Regions from separate parts of the Homo sapiens genome. Here region 2 is linked to region 1. A link is a loop called in an ENCODE intact Hi-C map of the cell type or tissue named here. Cell type or tissue: heart right ventricle. All regions are shown on one strand.

Region 1 (2,500 bases):
GGAGGAAGGGGATGGGGTGGAATAGGCATCCGGGCAGAGGAAATGGTGCTGATGTTTCCAGTTGGTTCCTCCCAGGGCGGGGCAGCTACAAGCCCCTGTCTGACTCAGAAAGGGAGGCCTCTGTGGACACCCCAGAGCCCCCTCTAGAGACAGCTCCACGAGAGCCCCAACCACCACAGCTTCCCTCCAGACCCCCGGGAGATGCCAGTCTTTGAGATGCTTCAACTTTCTTAGAGGAAATCGCTGAATATGTTTGGTAATTTTTTTTTGACATTTTCCCTGTTCAGGAGCTTGTGATTTCAGATTAATCACATCCACATACATTTAGACTGTCGGCTTGGAAGGGAAAATTTGAATTTTATTACTGCATGATTTCATCCAAAGCTATCTTACCAACACTAAAAGGATGTCTACAATGAGGTGCAAATCATGACAAAACATTTTATCTCTGGGACCAAGCTCATGGCGGGAGGCCAACGGGACGGGGGGCTGCAGGTGGGACCTGGGTGGGCACAGTTGCAGCCCCTTCAGTAGCCTAAAGAGATCTGTGTGAGCCACCGTCACTGCTGCCTCTTCCTCAGCAAAATATCTCATTTCCTTCCCCGCTCTAGGTTTGCCCACAGCCCTTACTCCCAGGAATGGCTGTTCATCGACTAACTCCTGTCTTCCCATTGGCAGGTACCATGACCAGCAGGACGTAACTAGTAACTTTCTGGGTGCCATGTGGCTCATCTCCATCACATTCCTTTCCATTGGTTATGGGGACATGGTGCCCCACACATACTGTGGGAAAGGTGTCTGTCTCCTCACTGGCATCATGGTGAGTACCCGCCTCTCCCCATTCCCTACCCTTAAAATGTGGCAAAGAGCTGAACTCTTTCTTGCAAGCACATAGGGGCCTTCCTAGCCGCAGAGCGGGGGGTGGCTGTTAGTTAACCGACCTGCATGTGTGTCCCCTACACATAAAATGTCAGGTGGGAAATCTGCAATGGTTTCTCACTTTTCAGTTAACTTTTCTAAGGTAAGAATGAGACCTGGACTCCTGGCAGTTAATGGTCTATTCACAGCTCCCTCAAAATGGGCTGGGTGAAGCTGGTCCTGGCCCAATGCTCTGATGCCCACCCCACTGCTGTGCAGCCACCCAGTTTGCTCACCTCCAGTGAGCACTGGAGCTTGCAGTTTATTGTCCTCCTTCCTGTTGCCTTGGTCCCACTGACCTTGGCACCATTTCTGATCATGTTTAGCTGGAACTCACAGAAGCAGGGACTGGGGAAAGAGCACTGAGTCGGCCTTTGGGACCTGAGTCCTGGACGGGGCTGTCCACATGGCCCTGGGCTGGCTCTTGCCTTTCCCAGGCTTCTGCTTCCACCTCTGCCTATGGAGGGGCTGGGCTCTGAGTGCCAAGTGCTTTGCAGCACTGGCATTTGGCAAGGCTGTGATCCCATCTCCAGGTGCCCAGCAGGTGTGCCGTGCCCTTTCAAGGTGTATCTCTCCTGCCCAGTGCCCTACCACCCACACTCGACACTCTCGCGGAGGCACACACTCTCACCTGTCACATGGCCATCACAGTGTGGCTTATGAGAGGGATGTGGGGTCTGAGTTTCTGCTCACTGTGGACCCTGGGCCAGGCACTCTGCATATTGGACCTGAGCATCCTCCAGGGGAAAGTGGAGATGGAGGGCCTGCCCTGCCCTCCCCATTGGTTTGTGCAAGGACCAAATGCAATGATTTATGTTAAAGTGCTTTGAAAACGAGAAGCGGCCACACACAGGTCAGTGTTGGTGGTGTCCTCAGTGTCCTTCAGTTGCAAATTGGTGAAGTGTTCCCTGGGCCTCATTGCACTTTGGGTCCAGGACAGGCAGCTGCTGCTCTTTGGCCTTCGTCCTGGAATCCTAGAACAGTGTCAGACCAGGGTTGGACACTTTTTTCAGAGGAGGAAACTGAGGCTGAAAGAGGAAAGCACATCTAAGCCTGGGTAGTGTTGGGGGAGGTGGCGGGGTGAGAAGTGGTCAGGCTGCTTGTGGTGTGGCTCTGGGTCTCCATGGCTGGAGACCGCAACCCTCCCAAGGACAGCCCCCCGTCCACAGCCCCCCTCACACCTTTGTGAAAATCCTTCCTTGCAGTGATCCCTCAGATTCCATTTGTCACCCCCGTTGCCTCCAGAAGAGATGAAGACCCTCTTTCTGGAAGGGCAGTGACCCCTTTCTGCAGTGCAAAGGGAGGGCCGCAGGTCTTCCTGCAGGGTCTGAGTGAACGCCTCACAGCGGCTGGGGGCTGCCCCCACTCCCCACCCCACTCCGTCTTGTTGGCTTCCTGGGGCTGATATTGGTGGACCAGACGGTCAGACCCAGGCTTGGGGCAGTCAGCCTGCTGAGCAGGAGGGGCCAGGCTCTCTCCTCCTTTCTGACTCCAGTCCAGGGCAGGTCCCTATTAGCAGGCAGGTCCTACGACAGCAGCTAATGACAAAAAGCTTAGCGCTGGGGTTGTGATAAATCACGGG
Region 2 (2,500 bases), 330 kb before region 1:
TCACTTGAGGCCAGGAGTTTGAGACCAGCCTGGCCAACACGGTGAAACCCTGTCTCTACTAAAAAAAAAAAAAAAAAAAAAAAAAAAAAAAAAATCAGCTGGGTGGCACACACCTGTAGTCCTAGCTACTCGGAATACTGAGGCAGGAGAATTGCTTGCACCCAGGAGGGTGAGGTTGAAGTAAGCTGAGATCGCACCACTGTACTCCAGCCCTGGGCGACAGAGCGAGAGCGAGACTCTGTCTCAAAAAAAAAAAAAAAGTGTGCAGTGAGGCCACACAAGACATGGTGGCTCACGCCTGTAATTCCAGTGCTTTGGGAGGCAGGAGGATCTCTTGAGGTCAGGAGTTCAAGACCAGCCTGGGCAACACAGGCCAGGAGTTCAAGGCCAGCCTGAGATCCCATCTCTACAAAAAATAAAAAGTAATTTAGCCAGTTGTGAGTTGTGGTGGCACATGCCTGTAATCCCAGCTACTCGGGAAGCTAAGGCAGGAGAATCGCTTGAACCCAGGAGTTTGAGGCTGCAGAGAGGTATGATCGTGCCACTGCATTCCAGCCTGGGCAACACAGCAAGACCCTGTCTCTTAAAAAAGAAGTGGGGGAGCTGGGGGTGGTGGCTCATGCCTGTAATCTCAGCACTTTGGGAGGCTGAGGTGGGCAGATCACAAGGTCAGGAGATCGAGACCATCCTGGCTAACACGGTGAAACCCCATCTCTACTAAAAATACAAAAAATTAGCCGGGTGTGGTGGCGGGTGCCTGTAGTCCCAGCTACTCCGGAGGCTGAGGCAGGAGAATGGCGTGAACCAGAGAGGCGGAGCTTGCAGTGAGCTGAGATCGAGCCACTGCACTCCAGCCTGGGCAACAGAGCGAGACTCCGTCTAAAACCAAAACAAAACAAAACAGAAGTGGGGAGAGGATGGTGCAGTAGAAGCTCCCTCAAGGCTAAATGGGGAGAAGAGACCACAGCTTGAAGCTTCACCAGGACCCCTGGAGTCTGATCCTCCTAGATTCTTCTCACTCCTTCCCTCCTTCCCAAGGCCCCACATTAGCCAGTAGGGTCCATGCTCCCAACCCACTTACTCCTCTCCTTGCAGCAGACAGACACCTGGAGCCTCAAGCACTGGCCAGAACTCTCTGGAGTGGGCACCGCTGGGTAGTGGGAAAGTGGGAAAAAGTTAGCACAGGGAGTCACCCCTTTGTATGCCTCAGACTGTTTCAGACCCTCCCAGGTTTTCTTCTCTCCAGGTCCCTGGAAAGCGTTTCCTTACTTTGGGGCCACACCCATGTATCAGGCCCCATCCAGTCCTCTCATCTCCCTGGCCCCCTTTCCTAGCTCCTCCTACTTTCTCCTTTCTAGACATTTCCCTCCTCAGTCCTGAGTTCAGCCCATACCTCAACCCGATGTACATTAGAGACCCAGCCCCCTCCTCCTTCCAGGCCTCTCCTTCCCCCTCCCTACCCTTCTGGTACACAAGAGGTGTCCAGTGTGCCCTTGGCCACTCACAGATGTAGTAGTAAGTCTCTCCAGGTAAGAACTCAAAGCCGAGGGAGAAGGGTGTGAAGCGCTGAATCTTCTCTGAGAATTGAACATGGCCAAAGGGCAGGGAGCACACCCAGCGCTTGTAGGCCCGGGGGCCCTCTGCCTGGCAGGACTCATAGCCTGGCCAGTCCACCATGTACAAAGCAAACGTCTCGGGGCCCTCAGGGGGCCCTGGGCCTTCGTAGTGGGGGCAGACAATGTCTAGGTAATCGTTGAGGCCCAGCTCCACCACGGCGTCTCCTCGAAGCAACCTGCAGGCATAACGCAGGGGTGGGCTGAGGAGTGGAGGGCACCACGCCATGGCCATGGATGCCAGAGACACCCCTTCTCAGAGGCCCCTGCCAGCCTCTCCTCCACCCATGTGCGATGGAGCAGCTCAGGAAGGCCCGAGGTTCCCAGACTGACAACTCTTGAGAGACAAAGAGAGTGCAAGAAATGGATGAGATGATCGATTCACAGGTTCCGAGAGGCTAAGACCTGCAGTGCCCATAACCACACAGCTTAGATGTGAGAAGGAGGGTCACCACACCCTGTCCTACAGGCTGGAGCTGCCACACACCTCTCTAGCTCCAGTGCCCAACACTCAATGTGGTATAGCACCAGGCTTGATCAATGTCAGGTGGATGGATGCTGTGAAGAAGCTGGGCAGAGAGGCAGGAGGTACAGTTGCACACAGTGCAGCTGCAGACACAGAGGTGGAAACAGGGGTTGGGAAAGGTCTCCTCAAACAGATATAAAGTGAGGAACACTGTCCTTTAGACTGACTTCAACCCAAGGGTGAAAAGAATGTCACGGTAAAAAAAGAATGAGGGAGGCCAGGTGTGGTGGCTCACATCTGAATCCCAGCACTTTGGGAGGCCGAGGTGGGAGGATCGCTTGAGGCCAGGAGTTCAAGACCAGCCTGGGCAACATGGTGAGACTGTCTCTACCATAAATAAATAAATAGGCTGGGCGCGGTG

What was found. Peaks named below come from ENCODE experiments on the same cell type or tissue, not always from the same donor. Only the 100,000 strongest peaks of a DNase experiment are listed, where the experiment ranks them.
Region 2: a loop joins it to region 1, with 6 times the contacts of the local background. A loop is called at or near these places in 1 of 110 quality-filtered maps.

Annotation. Positions count from the first base shown.
Region 1 is chr1:154,731,323-154,733,822 of GRCh38, reverse strand. It overlaps KCNN3 (potassium calcium-activated channel subfamily N member 3), which reads left to right. Exons shown (of 8, transcript NM_002249.6): 4 at 679-820. Among named protein-coding and RNA genes, the nearest start is that of ADAR, 120 kb to the right of the region's middle. RefSeq lists an enhancer at 1,735-2,500. In heart right ventricle, no CTCF peak of the experiment used is centred here; no DNase peak of the experiment used is centred here; H3K27ac peaks cover 1,000 bases.
Region 2 is chr1:155,066,022-155,068,521 of GRCh38, reverse strand. All of the region lies in intron 1 of EFNA4-EFNA3 (EFNA4-EFNA3 readthrough), which reads right to left. It overlaps EFNA4 (ephrin A4), which reads right to left. Exons shown (of 4, transcript NM_005227.3): 2 at 1,506-1,792; 3 at 1,082-1,150. It overlaps ADAM15-EFNA4 (ADAM15-EFNA4 readthrough), which reads right to left. Exons shown (of 26, transcript NR_176418.1): 24 at 1,506-1,792; 25 at 1,082-1,150. Among named protein-coding and RNA genes, the nearest start is that of DCST1-AS1, 3.3 kb to the right of the region's middle. In heart right ventricle, no CTCF peak of the experiment used is centred here; no DNase peak of the experiment used is centred here.